Linked DNA regions of Homo sapiens: region 2 is linked to region 1. Evidence: chromatin contacts called from ENCODE Hi-C or POLR2A ChIA-PET data. All regions are on one chromosome and are shown on one strand. The core of a region is the stretch at or near the end of the contact, and the rest is flanking DNA. Distances in the headings are between cores, read along the strand shown.

Region 1 (4,993 bases), core at 1,293-3,792:
GAGTGCAATGGCACAATCTCAGCTCATTGCAATCTCCGCCTCCTGAGTTCAAGCAATTCTCCTGCCTCAGCCTCCCAAGTAGCTGGGATTACAGGTGTGCACCACCACGCCCAGCTAATTTTTGTATTTTTAGTAGAGATGGGGTTTCACCATATTAGTCAGGCTGGTCTCGAACTCCTGACCTCAGGTGATCCACCCGCCTCAGCCTCCCAAAGTGCTGGGATTACAGGTGTGAGCCACTGCGCCCAGCCGCCATTGCCATTTCTATTGGTTAGAACCAAATCACAGGTCCTGCCCACACGTAACAGGAGCAGATCACACCAGCTGTGAACCCCAGGAGGTGGGATCACTGGGGGCCATCTTAGAATCTGTGTGCCACTGATGGGATCTTTTGTTTGAAGTGTTGTGACGTGTGAATTGAAATAAAATCTTCGGCCAGGCGCGGTGGCTCACACCTGTAATCCCAGCACTTTGGGAGGCCAAGGCGGGCAGATCACAAGGTCAAGAGATCGAGGCCACCCTGGCCAACATGGTGAAACCCCATCTCTACTAAAAATTAAAAAATTAGCTGTGGATGGTGGCACATGGCTGTAGTCCCAGCTACTAGGGAGGCTGAGGCAGGAGAATCGCTTGAACCTAGGAGGCACAGGTTGCAGTGAGCTGAGATCACGCCATTGCACTCCAGCCTGGCCACAGAGCGAGACTCCATCTCATAAATAACTAAATAAATAACTAAATACATACGTACATACATACATACATACATACAAACTTCAAAAATGCCTCTTTTTTTCACTATGGGCAAATGCTGTTCCACTTTGGTCTCTCCAAATTTCAGTTTCTTGAACCTCAAGCAGCCTAGCTTATGTACAAGGAAAAGACACACTTACATGTAGGTTGCCTACAATGGAGTGAAGAATAAGGAGTTTTAGCACATACCATTGGTTTACTCACAATGATTTTCTTAAAGTGCTAAAGCTATTTTTGACTTGACTCCATTCATCAGCCTTAATATTTTTGTACAAGAGTCAATCTTCTCCTGGGTATAGGCGTGTATTATGAAACCAGACTGTGGCATCTTACTTCCAGTGAACCTGGGTTCCTGGTAGCAGTCCTGTTCCAGTCGTGCTGTGATAGTGACTGCCTTTCCCCCACCCATAAATTGAAGGTTATGAAGTGCTTTCAAATACATTATTCAATTTATTCTCACAGCAACCTTTTGAAGTTAGTACTTCTTATCCCCATTTTACAGATGAAGAAACTGAGGTATGTGACAGTTGGCACTTAGGCGAGGATGTGTTAATATCACCAAGTGGAGGGCTTGGGATGCAGGCCCCAGACCTCCATGTTTCCCTGTTAGCTCCCTCTGCCTCTGCCATCCCCTCTAACATTACCCACTATGGGGACACCATGGCTCAGCCCCACTGAATGTCTCACTGTGAGTACAGCATAAATCAAGGCAGAAAAGGACGATTGTCAAGATGCAAACAGTTCTCATTGGCTTGCCCCAGTCTCCTTTCCCCCTTTTAAGTCATAGGAAAGGAAAGGAAAATAAAGAGTAAATTAATAGAATAAAAGAGAGATTAAAGTACAGATATTATGAAATTGGAAGGTGCTGGCAGCAGTCCCTTGGGTGTCTGCCTCTTGAGTTAAACTGGACAGAACTGCATACACCGGATGCCCCTTCCTCTCCTATGGGCCCAGATGGGTGATACCACTGCTAGCAGTCAAGTTATTTAAGAACATTTTTGTACCATTCAGCGTAAAAGCAAACTTATGGAATACAGCTTTTGCTGTATAGATCAATCTCATTTTCTGCTTCATTGTTACTCTTTTTGCTTGTAGGAGTGCCAGCTTTCTGTCTTTTTCATGGACTTTTGAATATAGGAGCTAACATTTATTGTGGCCGGCGTTATGCTCGACATTTAACAGCCGTAGTCTCATTTACTAATCACAACAGCCACAGGAGGATGGGTCCTTATCCCCATAGCACAGAAGGGGCCATGAGAACACAGATTGACTTGCTCAGAGTCTGCTGGCCAGAAGCAGAGCTGTCGCAGGGCCTGCGCCATTCACAACTGTTACCTAAAATACTAAGGTTTCCCCAAGAAACACGCCTTACGATGCCTCCCTACCCTTTCAGTGTTTGGGGAGATTTTATTTTGTTTTGTTTTTTTGATCTGGTGTTGAGTATTTCCAAGTTCGATTTTGCGCATCTGTGTCAATGAGCTGAAAGGTAATTTGATGTTGATAAAAAGCAGAAGTCAGAGAATGATCCACTAAGGTCTTAGCACTGTGCTGCAAGGAGGGTGTGCTTGCTTAGACATGTCGAGGCATATAAGGTGTTCTATATTTAGTGGCATTAGATGGTTTTTTTAGTGGTTAGCATTCTGTTTGCTCCTTTTTGAATCATATAAATAACCATAATCATTGCTTACATCTCTTCTCTGGAATCTTGGCTCTCAAACGGTTTGTACCACAACTTGACAGATAACAACACTACTGTTTTTTAATAGAGCTCTGAGCTTCATTTCCTTATGTACTTATAAGCAGATTTTACACAGATTTCAATCTACGTAGAGGCCCATGAATCATGCATATTAGTTGGGCCATGGGAAAGGATATCTGATTCAGATACAGAGTTTGCTTATGAAACTGAGATTTTTCTTATTTACTGGAAATGATTCTCTGCATTTTATTGAACTCTCAGAAAACATGACCGCTTCACTATTCCATTATACGGAAGCTAGCCATTTTAATGTAAGCCCAATAGCCTTCCTGGTTCTTTCTGAGGACAATAGTTATAATTTGAGTGTTTGTTTTGCTTTTCAAAAGTTATTTCTTTTTTTTTTTTTTTTTTTTTTTTCTGTGAGACGAAGTCTCGCTTTGTCGCCAGGCTGGAGTGCAGTGATGCGATCTTGGCTCACTGCAACCCCCGCCTCCTGGATGCAAGCAATTCTCCTGCCTCAGCCTCCTGAGTAGCTGGGACTACAGCCACGTGCCACCACACCCAGCTAATTTTTGTATTTTAGTCCATGTTGGCCAGGATGGTCTCGATCTCTTGACCTTGTGATCCGCCTGCCTCAGCCTCCCAAAGTGCTGAGATTACAGGTGTGAGCCACCGTGCCTGGCAGTATTTCATTCTTACACAGATTATTTTAGCTATTAGTCAGCAAATGTAAATATTCTTACCCTGTTTTCTAGGACTTTCTGTTTTTTATAGCTGGTACATCCTGGTGTGCTCTTATGCTTTAATGCTTCTATAAAAATTTGTTCAAAATGCTTATAAGTTGCCAAACTTATGATACTTTTTACCTGAATTTAGGCAACATATTGCTTGTCTAAATTCTGCTACTTATTTTTCTAACCTTTAGAGACCTAAGATAGCAGTTCTCAAAGTGTGGCCCAGGGACCTCTGGAAGTCCCCCAAGATCTTTGAATCTATGCAGTCATTTTTTTTTTTTAACTATTTTCATAATAACACTAGTATGTAATTTTTTCACTTTCATTCTCGTCTGAGTATACTGTGAAGTCTTCCAGAGGCCATGTGGCATGTGTATTTCTGTAGTCTTTTGTTTAAAAATGTTCTCAGTTTTGATTTCTAATGCGATAAGTGTGGATATGCATAACCCACATAAGCAAAGCTCTTTGGAGGTACTCAATCATTATTAACAGCGTAGGCCAGGTGCAGTGGCCCATGCCTGTAATCCCAGCACTTTGGGAGACCGAGGTGGGCAGATCACAAGGTCAGGAGATCGAGACCATCCTGGCTAGTACGATAAAACTGCATCTCTACTAAAAATACAAAAAATTAGCTGGGCGTGGTGGCACGTGCTTGTAATCCTAGCTACTTGGGAAGCTGAGGCAGGATCAAATCACTTGAACCCGGGAAGCAGAGGTTGCAGTGAGCTGAGATCACACCACTGCACTCCAGCCTGGGCGACAGAGTAAGACTCCATCTCAAAAAAAAAAAAGAGTGTAAAAGGGTCCCAAGACCAAAATATTTGAGAACTGCTGCTTTAAGGCGATCTGCTGGGCAGTTCCTTTAGTGGTTTCACAGTTGGATATTCAATGAATGAGAATTGTGCTCCAGAAGAATGTTTTGCTCTAGAAGGAAGTTGGCAAATTTTTTTTTCATTTCTGAATGTTCTCTATTAACAGATATCATATATCCTGTGGCTTTCATTAATTCATCTAATTGCTTGATATTGTTGATTGTTACTGAACCAGTAACAAAAGAAAAAAAATTCTGATATTGAGAAAGGCTATTTGAAATTTATCAAGCTAAGTCTGCCTCATAGCAGAAACTAATTTTTTAAATGACTATGATATATATTTTATATGGTTTTGGTCTTCCCACTAGCATTTAGAAGTGCTTATTTATTTCCAGTGGAGATCTGGACATTTCTGACTCATTGGTTTTGAGAGGTACTAAAAGACTAAAGGTATGCATTGCCTGTTAAATGTGAAGGACTTAAATTCTCTAAATTTAGATTATTAAATGGCATTTTAGCTGAAGTGCTTTAGACATGACATCATCATAATAGAATGGCTTATAGTAAATATTCAGCTGAGGACTGTTGGTGTATAAATACAGAGCATGCACCTCCCATTCCCCTTTCCCCCAGCTAATCGATAATCAATCAGCACTGTGTGTCACTGAAGCTTAGAAACCCCAGCACAGCTAATAGTTGATGACAGCTGGCACTCAAGAGAAAACCTATTTTCCTTGGCCTAGTGTGGTGGCTCACACCTGTAATCCCAGCACTTTGGGAGGCCGAGGTGGGCAGATCACCTGAGGTCAGGCATTCGAGACCAGCCTGGCCAACGTGGTGAAACCCTGTCTCTACTAAAAACACAAAATTAGCCGGGCGTGGTGGCAGGTGCCTGTAATCCCAGTTACTCGGGAGCCTGAGGCAAGAGAATCGATTGAACCCAGGAGGCAGACGTTGCAGTGAACCGAGATCGCACCATTGCACTCCAGCCTGGGTGA
Region 2 (4,993 bases), core at 1,580-4,079, 130 kb before region 1:
GCTTTGACCTTCCATCCTGGAGGGCAGCGTGGAAAGGGAGAAGAAAAGCAAGCTGTGCGCCATGTGTGTGGGCAAGGGGGAGAAGGGATGAGAAACAGACTGCCCCTGGCAGGACACAGAGCGTTTGTGGGACCCCCGAGGAATTTGAACTCTCCACAGACCAAGGAGGTGGCAGGAGTAAGACATCGGTATTCTGTAACATCGAGGGAAAATAAGACCAGACTAAGAAGAATACAATAATGTTAAAATACCCAGATCCCCAGAGGCTGGTGTGTCGCTGTGGGTTTGTTTTAGGGATGAAGAAGGGGAATCGATGGTCTGGAGCTAGACTAATGTCTGTGTCTGTTTAGTTTCAGCAGAGATGACCGGAGTTAGATAGGACTCTCATGATTTTGGGCACCTGCTCGCTGGGCTCTAAACCTGGGCCTGGATTTCACAGAGTGGAGAACCAGCCCCTGGAGAAGTCTACCTGCTAGTTTTTAAAAGGAAGAGGGAGCATTGTGACTCCCTGCCAGTTAGGCAGTGTGTAGCCAAGACAGGCTGCCCCCGACATAAGTCCTTTGGACCTCAGTGACTTCACCTTTAAGAAGAGAGACTTGGGCTAGTGGATTCTTGGAGCTCTAAAACTCCCTTTTTCTAGAACACGTCTAGACAGGCTTCTTCACTCCTTACAAGTTCTTTGATCCAGAGTTAAAAGGAACCCTGGAGTGGAGATAAAGCCCACCAGCTCCGTGCAGAGCTGTTGAAGCAGGACAGCAGGGGGCCGGGAGAAGGAACCCTCAGCAAAGCACAGGTGGAATGTGGTCTGCCTCAAGCCTGGGGTTGGATCTACAGTTTTTCTCTTAACAATGCTTTTGCCAGGTTTGCACAAAATTACCTAGCACCTTTACGTCTGGTGAATATCACCGCAGCATTAGGTAAAAACCAGTTCAGGTTTTATGATCAAAACAACATCTGGGCCAGGCGCGGTGGCTCACACCTGTAATCCCAACACTTTGGGAGGCTGAGGCGGGTGGATCACCTGAGGTCAGGAGTTCAAGACCAGCCTGGCCAACATGGTGAAACCCTGCCTCTACTAAAAATACAAAAATTAGCTGGGTGTGGTGGCGGGCACCTGTAATCCCAGCTACTTGGGAGACTGAGGCAGGGGAATCGCTTGAACGGGAGGCAGAGGTTGCAGGGAGTTGAGATCACACCGCTGCACTCCAGCCTGGGCGACAAGAGCAAAACTCCATCTCAAAAAAAAAAAAGAAGAAGAAAAGAAAAAGAAAATTTGGAGCAAAGTTAAGCTGCAGAGGACGGCACAACCAACTGTCTAGGGCCTGTCAGCCCAACCTGTCCTCCTACACAAAGGAGTTGAGTTTGGTGAAGAAGCATCATTTTGCATCATTTCAAAAGTCTCATCCTAAATTCTGTGACATAATCCATCACAAGTAGGAAGCACGCCTCCAGAATAGACTGGATGATGACAAATGGCAGCTCCCACAGAAAGAGAAGATTCATTGCCGCTGGGGTATTGTTTGCAATTCTTTTCAAGGTTGCACTGTTAATTCCCTTGCCCTCCTTCAATTTGGTTCATGGCATTAAACCAGATTTTTCCAGGGAGATTAAAGACGGGTTTGCAGCGGTATCAAAGAGTATCTCTTACATTGTTTGAGTAAAGAGATTAATAGTCATCTACTTGTTTCATTTACATGGAGTTTCCCAAAATGCTACCCAGATCCACAGGCAAATGCTGGGCAGTGACAAGACTGCTTGCACATGGAACTTGGAAAAAGCTTTTTGTTAAAAACCTAAATAACATCCTGTGTCAAAACAAATGTGACAATGGGCTATTATTTCTCTCCCCATAATAGCATGTTGTCACATCTCTGTGTCCTGCATGAATGGGGGAAGGGAGGCCTTGTGAGAGGGAGCAGGGTGGGGGAGGCGTGCTGAAACCTTAGAGAGGCACTTCCTGGTTTTGCATTTTCTAAAAACAGAAACTGCTCCTGGGGGAGATAACTCGGAGGTTAATCTCTGCAGGTGCCCGGCCACAGCCTCGCGTTCATTTCCAGAGAAGGGCTCTGAGGTTGCCTGAGAACACCAGCTACAGTGACCTGACCGCGTTTCTCACGGCCGCCAGCTCCCCTTCGGAGGTGGACAGTTTTCCTTATTTGCGAGGATTAGACGGAAATGGAACAGGTAATTGGAGTCTTTTCTCTTTTCAGTGGGAGTTACTGTGTTTTAGTCTTTACATGTGGATTTTAGGTATGATTGGGAGTTTTAGCACTATGTGGGAGAAAGGCACTGAAGGTGCAGAAGGGGAATTCTTGGTACAAGTTCAAGTGCTTTGAAACTGTGTTACGTCGGTACGAGCCCTGCAGAATTACATGTTAGCACATTGGTCTCCTTGAGCTTTTCTTCTGTTACCAGTTGCCTTAAGCACCTTCTCTGAGCTCTCCTTTGGTGGACTAAATATATTCAATTCAGAGAAATTCTTATTGAAATTGCAATTTTTTTAAGTATAAGATTAGACTTAGGGTTTTTGGCCCAGCTGCCCTCTGCCTCGTCCCACGAGCCCCCATTTGAGAGGGTAGCCTGTGGGTGGGTGGGGCTGGTAGAGACTTACCACCCCACCCACCTATGCTGCAGCCAGGAGGGGAAGAGGTGGTGCTTGGTCCAACTCAGAGACAGGCATACCTTGGCTCCATGCCCCACCGGCATGGGGACCACTTAGGATGGGGAGCCTCCGCCCTCTGCCATCTGTGTCCACCCAGCTCTTTCCCACATCGTTTCTTTCTCTGCACTTGCTCTCTCTGTCCTCAACTGGGCATAGAGTGGCCAGGCTTTGAATTTGCTTTAGAATCCGCCCTCTCCTGGCAGGTCTCTAAGTCAGCTGGGTCAGTACCACTATTCTGGCATGCCACAGCTAAAAGATCAGAGAAACTAAAAGCCATCCACCAGAAAATAAGTGATAATTCCTTATCAGAGAAAGACCCAAGACGGGTACCTTCCACCTCTGTTTGTGTCCAACTGCACCATTCTCTGGACCCCTTTGCACTGGAATGGTCCCCACTCCTCCTGGTGGAAGAGGTGTCAGGATTCTGGAGTCCTGAATTATTTTCTTGTCTACCCCACTTTCCTTTCCCCCACACTTTAAACTAATCACAGCATTAAAATTTTAAATCAAAGGCTGTTCTGAGTTGCATTCTGCTAGGAGAGTAACTCACTGCATTTCCCAGGGATACTTGGCTTGAATTTCACTTAATTTTCCAGTGCTTTACATAAACTGATTATTCTGAAAAAGCTTTTAAACCTGAAACATTTGATCCATTTTGTAGCATATTAATAAGTTTCTGGTTATACATAAAGGCAACATGGTGATTTGTTACTCATTTTTCTTCTCTCTGTTTTCCAAAACGTTTCTTCTTTAATTTTTGTGTGCTGATGAGGATGTGATTAACTTGTCAGTAAATATGTCAGTACTTGGTCATCAGAAAGATGGCATAGCAGTCATCTTAAGTAAACATTATTAGGAAAAAAAAATGTTGACTATTACTTGAAATGTGCCGGTCTGGGAGAAAAGTCTTGTTTTGGGGAGCATGAAGAAGTGGTTTAAGGCTGGGTGCGGTGGCTCATGCCTGTAATCCCAGCACTTTGGGAGGCCGAGGTGGGTGGATCATTTGAGGTCAGAAGTTTGAGACCAGCCTGGCCAACATGATGAAATGCTGCGTCTACTAAAAATACAAAAATTAGCTGGGTGTGGTGGCAGGTGCCTGTAGTTCTAGCTACTCAGGAAGCTGAGGCAGGAGAATCGCTTGAACCCAGAAGGTGGAGGTTGCAGTGAGCCAAGATCGTGCCACTGCACTCCAGCCTGAGCAACAGATCTAAACTCTGTCTCAAAAAAAAACAAAAAAACAAAGTTTTAAAATATCATAGCCAGCATCCAGCCTCCCGGACAAAATGGTGCACGATCCACAAAACCCTAACTTGGAGGGACAGCCTCCGTGCTCGGGACTCATTAAATTTTTCTGTGCCCCACTTCCAGTAGCTCTTGAATAAATTATGCAGTCTGAGAAAATGGGGGAAAACGAACACTAAGACACAGAACTATTGATTTTAGAGGAGTTTGTCCTATTTTAAGATCATTCCGTGATTTCAAAGGGAAGAGAGGTCTTTGCAATGTGACATGAAATTTCTCTTCCACGGAAAGAATGGATGACTTGACCTAGAAATGACTAGGCTTTCTTGGAGACCTAGCAGCGAAGGCATCCACCCATAGTGAATTCACACGCGCCCTCGGGGACTTGGAACCTGGGCTCCCTTGAGCACAGACACCTCAGTAACTCACCAGCTCCATGGCGGCCCCTGGGGTCAGTTTGCACACAGCTTGTCTTTTGCCCACAGTCACTCATCTCCTGTTTTACTAAAGGCATCTAAGAGCTCACAGCCTAAAGAGAGCACGCCTGGACCAGACGTGTCTTTGGAAGATGACACAAGTTCATCTCCCGAAGACGCAGAAAATGACTAGCGTCATAACCAGAGTTCAGTGAAGGTGGATGGAAACAGAGAGGCTGCGGAAGAGACTGGAAAGGGCTCCGAAAGGCTGTTTTCTGGGGGTACCATGAAGGTTGTGTTGTTTGGTTTAGAGGGTGGATCCAGAGTTGTAAGTAAGTGGAGAAGCATCTTCTCTTTCTAGCTCTTGGGGGCCCCCTCCTCTCACCGGAGAGCATCGCACTCTTCCCCCAGCTGCTGAGAAAGCACAGAATGTTCCGTGGTGTTCCCAAGGGGTTTTTACAAAAATTGCTTTCACTAATAACTCCAGGAAGACAGAGAAGAGTCAATAAAATGACAGGTGCAGACTTTTCCTGCAATTCCAAAAAGTTGGTAGAATACAGAGCCCAACAGAACCTTAGATGTCAGCTGAGCAGAACCTGTCACGTGACGAGTGACCAGGTAGATGGCCCAAGGTGATACAGCTCCTCTCCTCGCTTGGGCCAGTGGTGTTCTG

What was found. Hi-C counts contacts between places; a loop is a spot of excess contacts on that map. ChIA-PET counts read pairs that join two places held with the same protein, here RNA polymerase II (POLR2A). Pooled maps may share reads with other maps.
Region 2: a loop to region 1 is called in a pooled map, with 4 times the contacts of the local background. The contact joins two enhancer-like sites. A Hi-C loop is called at or near these places in 2 of 50 pooled maps. POLR2A ChIA-PET finds 5 or more read pairs at or near these places in 5 of 52 experiments (activated CD4-positive, alpha-beta T cell, activated CD8-positive, alpha-beta memory T cell, activated T-cell and 1 more).

What each region holds. Positions count from the first base shown.
Region 1 is chr10:15,121,405-15,126,397 of GRCh38, reverse strand. All of the region lies in intron 8 of NMT2 (N-myristoyltransferase 2), which reads left to right. Among named protein-coding and RNA genes, the nearest start is that of RPP38, 27 kb to the right of the region's middle. RefSeq lists enhancers at 2,297-2,436, 3,343-3,522. Within about 2 kb of position 2,542, at least 4 of the 41 ENCODE cell types and tissues checked have a DNase peak (open chromatin) inside an H3K27ac peak, as active enhancers do.
Region 2 is chr10:15,251,912-15,256,904 of GRCh38, reverse strand. FAM171A1 (family with sequence similarity 171 member A1) reads left to right here. Exons shown (of 8, transcript NM_001010924.2): 4 at 2,026-2,184. Among named protein-coding and RNA genes, the nearest start is that of FAM171A1-AS1, 46 kb to the right of the region's middle. RefSeq lists an enhancer at 548-1,191. Within about 2 kb of position 2,829, at least 5 of the 41 ENCODE cell types and tissues checked have a DNase peak (open chromatin) inside an H3K27ac peak, as active enhancers do.